Linked DNA regions of Homo sapiens: region 2 is linked to region 1. The links are chromatin loops, found by intact Hi-C in ENCODE. Cell type or tissue: IMR-90. All regions are shown on one strand.

Region 1 (8,000 bases):
AAGTGCTGGGATTACAGGCGTAAGCCACCGTGCCCGGCCTGTTCAGGTTTTGGATTTCTTCATGGTTCAATCTTGATAGGTTGTATGTGTCTAGAAATTTACCCAGTTCTTCTAGGTTTTCCAGTTCATTAGCATATAGTTGCACATAGTTGCCTCTAATGATCCTTTGAATTTCTGTGGTATCAGTGGTAATGTCTCCTTTTTAATCTCGGATTTTATTTATTTGGGTCTTCTCTCTTTTTTTCTTAATCTGGCTAAAGGTTTGTTGATTTTGTTTATCTTTTCGAAAAAACTTTTTGTATCATTTTGCATTGTTTCCTTCATTTCCATTTCATTTATTTCTGCTCTGGTCTTTGCTTTTTTGAGACAGAATCTCACTCCAGTTACCCAGCTAGAGTGCAGGGTGCATTCATGACTCGCTGCAGCCTCCACTTCCTGGGCTCAAGTGATTCTCCCACCTCAGCCTCCCAAGTAGCTGGGGCTACAGGCACACACACATCACCACATCCAGCCTATTTTTTTTTTTTCATATTTTTAGGAGAGATGGGGTTTTGCCATGTTGGCCAGACTGGTCTCAAACTCCTGAGCAGGTAGGAGTTGAGCCACTGTGCCCATGAGCCTGGCCTGTTCTGATCTTTATTATTTCTTTTCTTCTACTAATTTTGTGTTTGTTTTTCTCGTTTTTCTTTTCTTTTCTTTTTTTTTTTATGACAGGGTCTCGCTCTGTCACCCAGGCTGGAGTGCAGTGGCACCATCCTGGCTCACTGCAACCTCCACTTCCCGGATTCAAGCAATTCTCCTGCCTCAGCCTCCCAAGTAGCTGGGGCTACAGGCACACATCACTACTTCCAGCCTTTTTCTTTTTTTTGTTTTTTTGTATTTTTAGGAGAGATGGGGTTTTGCCATGTCGGTCAAGCTGGTCTGAAACTCCTGGCCTCAGGTGATCTGCCAGTCAGGCCTCCCAAAGGGCTGGGATTACAGGTGTGAGCCACCACACCTGGCCTAGTGTGTTTTTATAGGTAAAGTGTGTTTCTTGTATGCAAGAGATGGTTGGGTCTTGTTTTTTGATCCATTCATCCACTCTTTTTTTTCTTAAGACAGGATCTCACTCTGTCGCCCAGGTGGGAGTGCAGTGGCTCCATCTTGGCTCACAGCAACCTCCGCTTCCCAGCCTCCAGTGATTCTCCTGCCTCAGCCTCACAAGTAGCTGGGATTACAGGTGCGTGCCACTACCGCCTGGCTAATTTTTGTATTTTTAGTACAGATGGGGTTTCACCTTGTTGGCCAGGCTGGTCTTAAAACTCGTGACATCAAATGATCCATCCGCCTCAGCCTCCCAAAGCGTTGGAATTACAGGCGTGAGCCACCGCTCCTGGCCCACTCTTTTGATTGCAGAGCTTAGCCTATTTACAGTCAATGTTATTATTGATAAGTGGGGACTTACTCCTGCCATTTTGTTGTTTTCTGTTTGTTTTGGGTCTTCCATCCCTTCTTTTAGTGAAAGTGATATTTGTATTTTGTATTGCTTTTTTTTTTTTTTTTTTTGAGACAGAGTCTTGCTCTGTTGCCCAGGCTGGAGTGCAGTGGCACAATCTCGGCTCACTGCAGCCTCCGCCTCCCAGGTTCAAGCAATTCTCCTGCCTCAGCCTCCCAAGTAGCTGGGATTACAGGCGTGCACCACCACGCCCGGCTAGTTTTTGTATTTTAGTAGTTGAGGTTTTGCCATGTTGGCCAGGCCGGTCTCAAACTCCTGGCCTCAAGTGATCCACCTGCCTCAGCCTCCCAAAGTGCTGGGATTACAGGCATGAGCCACCGTACCCAGCCTATATTTTGATTATTAAATGCACTGTCACCCAGCAACAAGCTTGACTGTTTTCTGACCTCCCTCCACCATGCTGAGGGAAGTCAGGCCCTTCTCCACTGATGCGATGTGCATTTTCTCCCTTCCCTCTGAAGACGGCTGTTCCCGCCTGGCCTTCAGGACACGAGAACAGCTCAGCTTCCCCACCGAAAATGCCTAGATTACTGTCTCCTTCCACGGACTGGGGACCCTGCAGAGGCAGTGACCAGGCCTTGTCTGTCTTCTCCAGCACCGCAGGGATGGGCCCACAGCAGGCGTCAGGTGTGGCTTGCTGACTGTTCCTGTGAGGACCCAGGGATTCCCTCCCTGCCAGGGGCACGTGGTGTGGCAGAGTGGGCTCAGCAGCCCCATCCAGCGAGTCAACACGCAGTCATGGGGCTCCTTGCCCTCAGGAAGAGCAGCAGCCTTGGGCTGGCACAGAGAGGTCAGATGGAAGCCAACACAGGTTCAGAAGAGCCCAGAGCCCAGGCATATATTCTGCAGGGCCCAGTGAAAAATGAAGGCACAGTCCCCTTCTTAAAAGTGACTAAGAGTCAGCTGGGTACAGTGGCTCATGCCTATAATCCCAGCACTTTGGGAGGCCGAGGTGGGCGGATCACGAGGTCAAGAGATCGAGATCATCCTGGCCAACATGGTGAAACCCCATCTCTACTAAAAATACAAAAATTAGCTGGGCGGGTGTGGTGGCGCGCACCTGTAGTCCCAGCTACTCGGGAGGCTGAGGCAGGAGACTCACTTGAACCTGGGAGTCGGAGCTTGCAGTGAGCTGAGATTGTACCACTGCACTCCAGCCTGGATGACAGAGAAAGACTCCGTCTCAAAAAAAAAAAAAAAAAAAAAAAGACTAAGAATCTGAGGAAGACGAACAGCAACAGCGTGATGAAGCCCAGGGCCCTTTCTGACGGCACAGGCCACACGCACATAAAGCCGGCCCGGCCTGCAGCTCAGGGATGCATCCCAGGGGAGATATCCACCTCTGCCCAAGGCCCCAGCCCTTCCCTGCAGGAGCCGGACAGAGGGACGCCCGGGTGCAGGAGGACTCTCATGGTGGTCCGGGGGTCGGCATTCCCTCCACGGGGACACACAACTCAAATGCACACAGGGCACGAAAGAATGGCAGTTCTGTTTTACAAAATTAAGTTTATAAATATTTCTCCACTGTACAAAGTTCTCCCAGCCCTGCCCACCCCATCACAGTTCACATTTCTCATGTTTTTAAAATCCCAATTATATTTATTTTTTAAATCATAAAATATATTTTTTTCTTTGTTCATATTTAAAACTATTTACAGGGGCACAGAGAAGCCAGAGTGGCCCGGCCGAGGTCAGGATGAGTCCGTGCAGGGGGACGGAGGGGGCGGGAAGAGATGGAAGTAGCTCCTCTCGGTGGCGGGCGAGGGCGGGCAGCTGTCCTCCGCCGACAGGTACTGGCTGTGGGGCGTGGGTGGGGGTGGATAGGGGTCTGAGTCCGAGTTCAAATCCAGGTAGTACTTGCTGGCCTTCCAGCGGCTGGCGCTGTAGTCGCTGTCACACACGTCGGTGCTGCAGGGCGTCGTCGGGGGCGCCATTCCTCGAATGATGTAGGGCCTGAAAGGGACACACACAGAGGAGTGGGATTCGGTAGGCACATCCGCCCTGGTGGGCACAGCAGCCCCGGGGCTGTGAACGGGAAAGGCCTGTCCACTGGCCAGCTCCAGAAGATGCAGGCCGGACTCTGGACCCACCCCGCTGTGTCGCCAGGGCTCATCACTTACCCTCTCTGAGCCTCAATGGTCCCACCTCTACCATGGGCATGCCCGCACCTGCCCTGCAGCCTGCCAAGCCTGGGCCCTGGCAAGGCTGCCTCTAAGGAGAACGAGGCCTCTAGAGCCTGCTAGCTGACCTTGGCCAGGAACTTACTTGACCTCTTCGAGCTTTAGTTTCTCATTGATAAAAGTGGGGATGAAATAGTACCCATTTCGAAAGTGAAGGATACATGAGATTCTGCCTGGAAGGTGCTAGAAACAGTGTCCGACAAAACAGGAGACTGGACAACTGTTCACCTAACACTGTTACTGTAAATGTTGGCAACCGATAGGGTTTGGCTGTGTCCCCACCCAAATCTCATCTTGAATTGTACTCCCATAATTCCCACGTGCTGTGGGAGGGACCCAGTGGGAGATGATTGAATCATGGGGGTGGTTCCCCCCATACTGTTCTCGTGGTAGTGAATAAATCTCACTAGACTTGATGGTTTTACAAGGGGAAACCCCTTTCGCTTGGTTCTCATGCTGTCTGTTCCCTGAAGCCATGTAAGATGTGACTTGCTCCTCCTTGTCTTCTACCATGATTGTGAGGCCACCCCAGGCAGGTGGAACTGTGAGTCCGTTAAACCTCTTTCCTTTACAATTACCCAGTCTTGGGTATGTCTTTATTAGCAGCGTGAGAACAGGCTAATACAGCAACCAATGGGCCCGGAACACTTCCATCCTGAGTTCAAGCAACCTGACTCGCAAGATGGCTCCTGACCTCCCATCCTCCCAGAGGCTACCTGCACCCAACTGTGGCCCAGAAACGCCGCATCCCACTGTGTGAGTTCAGACTCGGAACTGTGGTGTGTTTAGGAGCCCCCGTCCTGTCACAGAGGGGCCTGCAATGGGTGGGAAGGTGCAGCCAACACCGGGTGTTGAGAAAAGTGCAGCAGGACAGGATACTCCTCTTGGGGCCCAGCTGCTGTGAGGTCAGACGGCGGGCGGGGGGAAGATGTGTCCGCGGTGGGCCCAGAGCAGGACGGGCATGAGCAAAGGCAGGAGGTGGGACGAGGAACTAGCGAGACTGGGCTGCCCAGTGTGGATGTGACCATTCTGGAGACAGTGGTCTGTAAGGCTGTGGGACAGACTGTGACAGTTTGATATAATACTGAGGCATCAGGGAGGTGGCCCGACCCGGAGTGGGGTGGAAATGGAGGCTGCAGTTCCGGCTCCCCAGCCAGGCCTGGGAGTTCGTGGAAATGGCCACTAGGTGGCAGGCGGCACCACACTCGGGAGGCCCTGCTGCTCCAGGGACCCAAGCAATGAGGAATGCGTGGTCCAGAGGTGTCCTGGCCCAGGCCCAGCCTATCCCACCCCTTCACCTGCGGGGGTGGGGCCTGGTGCGGCTGGCGGGTGGGCCACGTTGCCTGACACCACTGGGTTAAAGGTCAGGAGGCTCACCCTGCCCATCCCAGGCTCTGATCCAGCCCCTGCGGAGACCAGCACACCTGGGTCCCACCTCTCCACACTCTCAGTTGCCCCTCCCCAACCAGGGAGGTGGGGCCTGTGACCCCAACATGGGCAGCTCGGGGGGCTGGTGTCCAGCTGAGCAGCCCCGTTGGCTTCCCGGGCTCAAACAGGCCACTGTGGCAAGTGAGCAGCCCGGACCATCCTGGTGACGTCACACGATTAGGGGTCTACGGTGGGTGCTGCAGCAGCCTTCACAGACTTGTCCCATCCTAAGAGGACAGAGCCACCAAGAGGGGGCATCTCAATGGCTAGGTTTCCACAGCCGGACTCAAACACACAGTCAGACTCTGGAGCCCAAGCCCCCGGCCCCTCGACGCCACAGCCATTTCCCAGCTTAAAAGTAACCCCCATAGGAGCAACTTGAAGAGCAGCTCAGAACGTGGAGTTCTGCTGATTTCTGAACCCAACATGCAGTGCCCGCTGAGCTTGTCTGGGGAGGCAGCCTAGTGTGGTTGGCAGAGCAGAGGGAGGCAGGGCTGGGCCCGGCACCTGCCCACTAGCACCCAGAATACCTCCCCTCATCAGTGGCATGGGGATTAGGCCCCTCCACCACGGGCTGGCGGGAACCCAATGGCCATGGAGGGCTGCAGGGGATGTCCTACCTGTACGGTCTCGCAGTGGCCGGAATGTTTGAAGAGTAGAACATGTCCATGTTGTACAGGGAGGGGTCCGTGGCCGGGGAGGGCGGCGGGTTCAGGATCTGAGGAGAGCCAAGCCAGGGTGACTTAGAGCCTCGCCAGCCTGGGCATTCCTTCCTTCCTCCCACACCCCTCGGGCTTTCCTTGCAGAGAGGGCTTCTGGCCCCCCTGCTTCCCAGGACCCCTTCCTCTGGCCAGTTGGCAAAACCTGGGGACAGGAGGGGAGGCAGCAGCCACCTGCCCCGAAGGTCATCTCAGTGAAAGGCAAAGGGAACCCAGGCACTTTTGGCCCAGGTGCCCGCGCCCTTCCAAGTACCTGCCTTGTGACCAGATGCTGGGCTGTGAAGGCGGGGACAGGACTTCGGCCAGTTCCCTTTGTGGCTGGCCCCCAGCAGTAGGAGATGTCCCCACAGGCCCTGAGTGTCCTCCACACCAGTTAGCACCTCACCAGGCTCCTCAGGGACCTTCCCAGGAACTCTCCTTCTGACCTTTCCTCCTGCCCCTCCTCCCTCCATCACACACAGTCTAACTCCTGCAATGACGCCCTTGTTCCGAACACTCAGGGGCTCTGCGTCCCTGCTGAAGCCCTGACACAGAAGTCACCACGCTGAGGGAGGGGCCACAGTCCCACTCCAGACAAAGGCACCCCCTTCACAAGGGCCTGTGCTGGCACCAGCCCCAAAGCGGGGATAGTAAATAGACAAATTCACCACGTGAACGTGCCCCCCAGGTCCAGGCAGCACACAACCAGCCCTACAAAGGGAGGAAGGGACCAGGGGCCCTGGGCCCACACACCCACACAGGTCTGCACCTTCCACAAGTGCCACTGACGGCACCCCAACCCAACATGCAGCTTCCCAAAGGGTGTAGGGCTTATGTGGGTCTCCAAGGCCATCCTGGAAAGCATACAGCCAGATCCGAGCCCCTGCGGAATAATGGGAACAGAACTGTCAGTTATGCCCGAGGGACTCAGTTCTCTCAGGCCCCCTAGGGTGGTACAAGAACACTGCCTTTCACGCCAGACAGACCCGGGTGAAGTCCTGTTTTACCACCTTCTGGCTGCAGCAGGATCCCTGGGGAGGGAATTTACCTCAGCCTCAGTTTCTTCAACTTTAAAATGGGCTTGACCTAGCACTTTGGGAGGCCGAGGCGGGCGGATCACTTGAGGTCAGGAGTTCGAGACCAGCCTGGCCAACATGGTGAAACCTCATCTCTACTAAAAATATGAAAATTAGCCGGGTGTGGTGGCGGGCACCTGTAATCCCAGCTACTTGGGAGGCTGAGGTGGGAGAATCCCTTGAACCCTGGAGGCAGAGGCTGCAGTGGGTTGAGATCGCACCACTGCACTCCAGCCTGGGCAACAGAGTGAGACTCTGTCTCAAAAAATAAATTTAAAATTAAATAAAATAATAAAATAAAGTAATAAAATGGGCTCGAGAAGGCCTGCTTCCTGGGGCTATCCTGATGGCTGGTGAGTAGCCTCTGGGGAGTGGCCAGGCCCTTCCCCTGCCCTTTAGGAAGCCGCACTGGGCCCTGCTCTTTCTGGAGAGGGTCCTCTTTGGCCCAGAGAGCCAGTCTGGGTATTCCTCAGGATTTGACCCCAACGTTGAGAGGGCATGAGACTGGGGGCACTGGGGAAGATGCTTCAAAGCAGAGAGCAGGCAGGGAGGCAGCAGAGAGGGCTTCCTACAGCTGCCCAAGCCCCAGCCTATGGGGTCTGTTTCCACCTCTTCCCATGAACTTGACCAGGCCTGGTTTCTCTCCTACATCCCAAGGCAGTTTGAGATTCTGCCCAAATCTGCACTGGGCAGACTTCTGGCAAGATCCACCAGTGCAGCGCCTCGGCAATGTCTCAGATGTCCCGTGAACCACGGCCAGGCCCTATTCAAAGAGGACTGGATCTCGGCCCAGGGTGGGGGGTGGGGGGTGGGGGCTGGGGAGGCCACTCGGCTCATCTGCTATTCCTGCGTTGTTGTTGTTTTGACTGAGTCTCGCTCTTGTTGCCCAGGCTGGAGTACAATGGCATGATCTCGGCTCACTACAACCTCTGCCTCCCAGGTTCAAGTGATTCTCCAGCCTCAGACTCCCGAGAAGCTGGGATTACAGGCATGCGCCACCACACCCAGCTAATTTTTTTGTATTTTTAGTAGAGATGGGGTTTCACTATGTTGGCCAGGCTGGTCTCGAACTCCTGACCTCAGGTGATCCACCCGCCTTGGTCTCCCAAAGTGCTGGGATGAC
Region 2 (8,000 bases), 130 kb after region 1:
GCCCTCAGAAGGTGAGTGCCTCTCAATGCCCCACAGGGAGGCAGGGAGAGGGCTCTGAGCCCTGCAGGGCCCTGGATTCTTGCAATGGGGTGGAGTGGAGCCTGTGCCGCCCCCACCAGGCACCTTCTCAGGAGAGGAGCCGTTGTCATATCCTTGAAGGGGTCCTTGAGCCCCTCAAAAGGCTAAAAACCACTTTCCTCCTTGAGTGAACCTTCACCTCAGTTTAACCACAAGAAAAACTACATTAAGGCCCAGCGCAGTGGCTCATGTCTGTAATCCCAGCACTTTGGGAGGCTGAGGTGGGTGGATCGCTTGAGCCCAGGAGTTCAAGACCAGCCTGGGCAACATAGTGAAACCCTGTCTCTACAAAAAACAACAAAATCAGCTGGGCGTGGTGGTGCACACCTGAGGTCCCAACTACTTGCGGGCTGAGGTGAGAGGATTGCTTCAGCCCAGGAGGTAGAGGCTGCAGTAAGCGGTGACTGAATCACTGCACTCCAGCCTCAGCAACAGAGCAAGACTCAAAAAAAAAAAAAAAAGCAGGCCGGGTGTGGTGGCTCACGCCTGTAATCCCAGCACCTTGGGAAGCCGAGCGGGAGGATCAGGAGATGGAGACCATCCTGGCTAACACGGTGAAACCCCGTCTCTACTAAAAATGCAAAAAATTAGCCGGGCGTGGTGGCGGGTGCCTGTAGTTCCAGCTACTCAGGAGGCTGAGGCAGGAGAAAGGCGTGACCCTGGGAGGTGGAGCTTGCAGTGAGCTGAGATCACACCGCTGCACTCCAGCCTGGGCGACAGAGCAAGACTCCATCTCAAAAAAAAAAAAATTAAATCTCAAAAAAAATTACATTAAGGCAAACTAAAAGATGTTTAAAATATATATATTAAATTAAATACACTCCAATAGAGCAAATAAGAAAATACCCAGAAAACACAATCCCCGCACCCCCAGGACAACCTCCCAGGGGGTCCACAGCAAGAGACCCCAAGCACGAGAGACAGAGAACAGTGTCCCTGTGGCGGAACCTCTGGCCCATCAGGCTCTATTAGAAAATAAGGCTCTTGCCACTGAGAGAAAGAGGCACAGTCGCCCAGCAGCCACGGGCTCTGGCACACCACGAGTCAGGCCAGCAAAGTGTCAACTGCCCCCTACAAGGTGACAAACTAGGACAAACTGGAAACCAGAGGCTGGACCTGGAGCACAGGGACCACCACATGGGGCTGGGGAATGGGCAGGGACCTCAGAGCGCCACCCACATGCCTAAGAGCAGCGCGTATGCGCATGCCTCTGCATGGCTTAGGGACACAGGGAGCTCCCCCCACCCCCAACCCAGGAAGGCAGCCCCCACTACCCAGGTAGGGAACGGATAGGACCAGCACCCCGTTCTGCTCCTAACTCAGGGCTCCAGGCCCCCTCGGGGGCAACCAGCACAGAGCTCAGACCCCAAATATCTTCACCCACCTCCTGGTCCCCATCTGGACAAGGGTGCTGGGGACTGGCTCTCAGTCACACCCTCGGGGTACTCTTCAAAGGACAGCTGGATGCCCCAGGGCAGGAGCTTTTGGCCCCCAGCTCCCTCACCCCAGACACCAGCTCTTGGGACCCCACCAGCATGGGCAAGGTGGACACCATCGTCCCGATTTTGCAGATGAGGAAACTGAGGCTGAGGGCTGGCACACGGCTCTCCAGAGCTGAAGAGAATGCAGAGAGCAGCCGGAGCCAGCCGGTGGGTCCCTGAGGCCGGCTCGTAGCAAGCCACAGCTGCCTCCGCCCATCACACTTGGACCTCACTGGCCCCAGGACAGCCCTCCAGGGCGGCCTGGCACAGAGCCCACACCCTGCTGCTTCCTGAACAAATAAGTGAACAAGGCCACCAAGCCGAGGACCTGGATGTAGCCCCGGCTCCCGCCAGGGCCTCCCCAACAGACTCCCCATTTGGAGAGCGCATTAAGTGTTTCCAAAGCCTCACAAACCACAGATGTCCGGCTGTCTCACGGCTTCTGTAACCTGAACTTGGCCCTCACTCTGCCCTCCCAGCACTCCTCTCAGGGCCCAGGCCCCTCCTCTGAGATGCCAGCACTGACTCCCCAACTTGTCCCCATCACCTGGCTCGTTCCTGAACCTCGGCAGGAGAGTCTCAGGCCAGATCCTCCCACCAGCCACCTCCACCAGGATGCAGGAGGCATGAGACCTGCTCGTGCCGGCTGGGAGATGCAACCAACCAAGATCAATCCAATCAGCGGATGAACTGACAAATATAATGTGGTCCCTCCACACAATGGAATATTATTCAGCCACAAAAAGGGCTGAAATAGGCCGGGCGTGATGGCTCACACCTGTAATCCCAGCACTTTGGGAGGCCGAGGCCGGCAGCTCACTTGAGGTCAGGAGTTCAAGACCAGCCTGGCCAACATGGTGAAATCCCGTCTCTACTAAAAATACAAAAATTAGCTGGGCGTGGTGGCGGGCACCTGTAATGCAAGCTACTTGGGAGCCTGAGGCAGGAGAATCACTTAAACCCAGGAGGCAGAAGTTGCAGTGAGCCAAGATCGCACCACCGCACTCCAACCTGGGCAACAGAGCAAGACTCCATTTCAAAAAAAAAATAAAAGGCTGAAACACCCATACGTGGTACTACTTGGATGACTCCTGAAAACGTTACAGTAACCAAGGAAGTCAGCCACGAAGACGCATTGTAAGATTCCCTTCATGCAAAATGCCCAGAACAGGCAGAACCACAGAGGCAGAAAGTCGACTGGTGTTCACCAGGGGATCCGGGGAGAGGGAACGGGAAGTCACCGTGTAATGGGTATGGGTTTTATTTTGGGGTGATGGAAATCTCTTATAACTTGATAGAAGAGAGGGTTGTAAACACTGTGAATGTACCAAATGCCTGCCTTCTATACTTTAATATTTTATATTATATAAGTTTCACCTCAATTTAAAAAAAAAACAACTCGACACCTTTCACCTAGGAAAGATCTGGCTTTAGCTTGCATTTCCTGTAACTCCTGCCTAAAGCCTTCCAGAAGCTTCCGCTGCCTTGTGGATCACAACCAGACTCCACAGCATGATCTGGCCTCTAAGGGCCTCTCGCAGGACACCCCGAGGGTGAAGGAGCACCCGTGGGCCCACCTCTGCATAGCTGCAAAGCTTCTTTCCCTGTCCTCCCCTCTACATGGGAAGCTCTGCCCGCAGGGGCGGGGCCTTATCTGCCATTCTATCGCACTCAACCCTAGCACTTCACTCGGTAGCAGACACCAAAGCAAAACAGCAACAGCATTATACCGGGCCAGGTGCACGTTAACTCACTGAATTCATGGTAGGAAGGATTCTATTCCCATTTTACAGGTGAGAAAACTGAGGCACACAAAGGTAGCATCAGCTTCCTAAGCCTCCCAGCACAGGAAGCGGCCAGGCTGGAATCAGACCCTGGGCGCAGGGGCTCTGTCCACAGTGCTAACTAACTACTCCTGCCCCCGAGGGCTGCAGCGGTGAGTGAGTGAGTTTGTCAGTGGACTGGATGTCCAAGGTCATACAGGAAAAATCCAGACTATTGTAATAACAGCCTCTAGACCGGCTGGGGCCAGAAAGATCGAGGACGCTGACACACAACTGCGCTCACTGCAGCTCTGCCAGGGATGGGGCTAAAGGTCTCACACAGGGCAGTTAGGGCTCCCCATAGCCTGGGAGAGGAACGGGGTGAGATAACAGAAACTAGGTATGGTGCCCGAAGTCAAACAGCCACTGAGCATGTAAACCCAGGTGGGTCTGACCCCAAACCCCTCCACCCCCATCAGCCCTGCAACCCGTCGCTGCAAGGGAGAAAGCAACTCAGAGGCCTCACCTGCCTACATCCCCCACCCGTGTGTGTGAGTTCTACTAAATGCCTGAGCAGTGACACAGCACGGCTGAAATTAAACGGGTTCCAAAAACGACAGGAAGCACGAGGTGAATCTCCCCAGGAAAGTGCTGAACAAATGCTGGATCGGGTTCACCGGCGAATTTCTTGGAACTGAAGAGGGGAGCTAAACACACGGGGCCCTGCTTTGGAGGGGACTCTCTCAGGGTGCTCCACACAGCACTTGGTTAACCCCACTCAGCCCTTCTGGGCTCTCCCAGAGGGCCCGGCCTTGGCCTTGGGCATCTACAGGAGGAACCTCCAGGGGGAGAGGGGGTGCCTGGACAGGCCGGCCCTGGAACAAGCACTTGGGCCCCGAGGAGAGAGGACTAGGGCTTGGGAGCTGGGGAAGTTCTCAGCACTGGGACCACTAGAACAAAGCCATTTCCGTGCGTTCACAGCTTCCAATTGCAACAGGAAGCAATCAGGAAAAATAATTAGCGGCCCACTTACTGGCTTCGCTGAGGTCCGAGGCATGTATTTCACACAGTAAAACCAGGGATATAACATCAAAACCGTTCTGCAGAAAGATTCCTCCCTTTCCTTCCATTTTAGGCCTGGATCACCACATTCACTGGGGCTCCCAGGCCTTGCTGCCTAATGTTAAAATAATCAACTCTATTTTTGCCTCACACACAACTGAACTCTACAGCTATAATTCTTTCTCCTCAGGGGCTCGAACCACATGGACGACAGGCATTTGACTCCAGCAACATCACCCCAAAACGTGCACAAAACCCAAAACTGCAATGAGGTGAAAGGCAACGCGGTCGGCCTAGAAACCCCCCCTTTAAAACAAACAGTTTCCCCAAAACCCCTTTTGCCTCCTTGACCCAGGCATTTCCGGAAAAAGGAGCGGCGCTGGCCTGTACTCCCCAGATACTGTCGCTGTTTTGTCTTCACCTTGTTTTGCTAGCTCCAGACAAGGCCCCACAATGTAAACACGCTCCTGAAAGAGGCAGATTTGGGGTGAAACTGTCCATAGAATCTCTAGGCTTGGGTCAGAGGCAGGAGGACGTGAAACAAACTCCAAGCTCCTCCTGTTCCCCGCTGTCCCCCACACCTCCAAGCAGAGGCTGCAGCCTGGGGGATCTGACTACAGGGCCACCCCGCTGCACCATTCACACTGGAAATATTCAGGGAGACAGCTGTTTGCCTTAAGGAGGCCCAGACAAAGGGGCCCGAGGTCCTCCCCGCTAAACTGCCACAAACAGAACAGGAGCCGCGGCGTGCACAGGCACTTGCGGCCGTGCCACTTGGCCAGCCATACTCCAGAAAAACAAAACACGCACATCCGAAGAGAATGATTTAGGTAGCAAGAGGCTTGCTTGAAAAACCACATGGCAATCTCCAAATTAAAAGAACATGTGTAGCGTTTCACGACTGCTTAAGTTTCCTGAGTCCTCCTGACCTCAACTCCACCCCCTGGGAAACACCAAAAGTTGGAGAGAAAGTTCCCCCGCCCTACCTCTCCCCACGGGAGTGTACAACTGAGGCACAAGCCTGCCTCCCCCACTGCCCCGCGATCTGGGACCACGTCACCTCCGCGTAGCCGACCCGGGGATGGACACTATCTGGGGACCCGGCGGCCACACGGGGCATTCGGGTCGCCCGGGCACCTGGCAGGTGTCAGTCCGCTTGGAAACCCACAGCCACGCGGCTCACAGGAGCAGCGCCACCGGCCAGGCCGCCCCGCGCCCGGGCTCAGAACTTTCTCGCTGCAACTTCAGCCCGTCCTCGGAGCACGCGGGGCGGCCGCGCGGCCGCTGGAAACAGGCTTGCGAACCGGCTCCCCGGGCCAGGCCCGCCTCCGCGCCCCAAGTCCCCGCTCGGTGCCCGGCCCGGGCCACACGGGCCCAGCGCGGGCTCGGCTCGGCTCCCGGCTTCCCGCGGGCTCGGGCAGGTGAGGACCCGCCCGCGCCGCACCTGGCGGAGCGGGCGCCCTCCTCGCCAGCCCGGGACGCAGCGTCCCCGGGGAGGGCCCGGGTGGGGAGACAAAGGGCCCGCGCGTGGCGGGGACGCCGGGGACGGCAGGGGGATCCCGGGCGCGCGCCCCAACTCGCTCCCAACTCGCCAAGTCGCTTCCGAGACGGCGGCGGCGCCCGCGCACTTGGCCGCGGGGCCGCCCGGGCCATTGTCCGAGCAACCCGCGGCCCCCGGCCGGCCTGCGCCCACCTACCCGCGGCGGGGGCCGGGCAGCCGCACAGCGCCAGCAGCAGCAGCAGCAGCAGCAGCAGCGGCCACGGCGGCCCGGGCGGCGCTGCCTCCATGTTGTCCGGCGGCCGGACGGGCCCGCGCCGCGCTCACTCGGGCTCCATGGCGCGGCGGCGGCGGCTCCTCGCGCGGCTCCCGGCGCCTCCGCCTCCCCCCTCGGGCGCCGCGGACCAGGACGACGGGGAGGAGGGAGCTGGGCGCGCGGGAGCGGAAGCCGCGCCGCGTCTCCGCCCCCCGCCGCCGCCACCCGCGCCCCCCGCACCGGCCGCGCCCTCCCGCGGGCGCCCCCCGGAGCCGGCCGGCGGCCAGGCGGCCCCAGCGGCGCAGGTCCCCGCGGCCCCTCCCCGCGCTCCCCGCCCTGCCCTGGAGGTGCCTCCGGGAGGCTTGGCGCGGGGTTTCCGCCCCGCGGGGCCCGGCGGCCGATCGGGGCCCGGAGCCAGGTGTGTCACCTGTGGAGCCTCTATGAGTGGGGAAACTGAGGCACGGAGCAGGGCGGGGTTGCCCAAGGGCACACAGCGAGGCAGTTTCAGGGCGGGCAGCCTGGGGCCCCACGGGGCGGCCCCGGACACTTGTTCTCACCTGTGGAGGGCAGAGAAGGGAACAGGGAGAGAAGTGGCCGGCTGGGAGTGGAGGTGGGTTTGAGGTTTTACTGTAAACTAAATGTGTACCCTCTACCTTAGTTATGAATTATGAGACACGAAGACTGCGAAACAGACACACTCCTCTAAAAGTGCCTCTAGGCTGACAGGGAGAAAGTCCCGCCAGGCTCCCAGACGCCACCTTTGAGTCCTTCAACAAGCCCGCCAGGGCCTCTTGCCCACCGGTGTCAGCTCAGCCACTGAACCCTCCAGGAAGAAGACGTGCTGGTAGGAGAAGAATCTCACCCAGGCACAGCCTGGAAGGGGCACAGAAGGGGCTCTGGAACCAGCAAGCCCAAGTTGGAACTCCCAGTCTGCTACTTTCTAGAACGACTGTGCCCTTGGCGGGTCTAAGTAGAACCTCTCCGCGCACTCTTTCCTCCTTTGTAAAGTGGGGACAGCAATGGCCACCTTGCAGGTTCAGAGAGGGCTTGCAGTACCTCACAGAACTGAGTGCCCGTGAACGTGTGTGTTCCTCCAGATTTGTGACAGCTTTGCCAGGCTGGAGTCAGGCTGAACGCCTCTGCCCTCATGGGGTTTATATTCTAGGAAGACCAACAAAAACAAGAAGACGGAAAATTAAAACAACAAAAGCCCCATTGACAGGCCATGAAGAATGCCATGAGAAATGAAGGGCGTTGTGCTGCAGTGTTTGGGGAAACTGGCTTAGGGAAGGAAGGACACTTGAGCTGCTACCAAGGAGCAGCCGTCCGGTGGGAGGGCAGTTCAGGAAGAGCAGACATCCACGGAGGAGGCGCTGGGGCAGAGGGCAGCCTGGTCGCTGGATTCGGGGGAGGAACCACATCAGGCCATGAGCTGGAGCTGGTGGTAGAAGGTACAGGAGAGGCCAGCCAGGGCCAGCACATGTCAGACCTCAGGCGGGGAAGAGGAATCGAGAATGCACCCCACGAGCAATGGGAAGCCAGGCTAGGATTTAAGCAGCAAAAATATTTTCCCTTCTTCCACCCTGCATCCAGCTCTACCAGCACAGCCTGGGGTTCTATTTTCAAGATAGAAGAGACCCAGACTCCCAGCTCTTCTTACACTTCTACTACTGCCACCTGTCACCCACTCATGCGTCCCCACTTGCAGCCTCGACCCCCTTCCACCTGATCTCATGGCAGCCAGGGAAGCTCCAGGGCTCGTGAGGGCTGCCATCTCAGGAAAGAAGCAAAAGCCTTCGGCACCTGCAGGGCCTGCTCCAACCACACTTCTTCCTTGACCTCTCAGCTTCCTTAGCCACTCC

Evidence for each region. Peaks named below come from ENCODE experiments on the same cell type or tissue, not always from the same donor. Only the 100,000 strongest peaks of a DNase experiment are listed, where the experiment ranks them.
Region 2: a loop joins it to region 1, with 5 times the contacts of the local background. A loop is called at or near these places in 7 of 110 quality-filtered maps.

The regions. Positions count from the first base shown.
Region 1 is chr11:68,444,257-68,452,256 of GRCh38, reverse strand. It overlaps LRP5 (LDL receptor related protein 5), which reads right to left. Exons shown (of 23, transcript NM_002335.4): 22 at 5,724-5,821; 23 at 2,982-3,448. The coding sequence ends at 3,187. Among named protein-coding and RNA genes, the nearest start is that of PPP6R3, 12 kb to the left of the region's middle. RefSeq lists enhancers at 4,070-4,673, 4,674-5,278, 5,279-5,882 and a silencer at 4,937-5,006. In IMR-90, a CTCF peak has its summit at 4,859 (motif pointing right); no DNase peak of the experiment used is centred here.
Region 2 is chr11:68,310,887-68,318,886 of GRCh38, reverse strand. LRP5 (LDL receptor related protein 5) reads right to left here and starts at 6,296. Exons shown (of 23, transcript NM_002335.4): 1 at 6,082-6,296. The coding sequence starts at 6,172. It overlaps LOC124900302 (a long non-coding RNA gene), which reads right to left and starts at 5,438. Exons shown (of 2, transcript XR_007062749.1): 1 at 1-5,438. RefSeq lists enhancers at 1,613-2,280, 3,349-3,848, 4,560-5,434, 5,435-6,310 and silencers at 5,732-5,801, 5,812-5,971, 6,162-6,361, 6,382-6,671. In IMR-90, no CTCF peak of the experiment used is centred here; a DNase peak (open chromatin) is centred at 3,916; H3K4me3 peaks cover 2,307 bases; H3K27ac peaks cover 1,857 bases.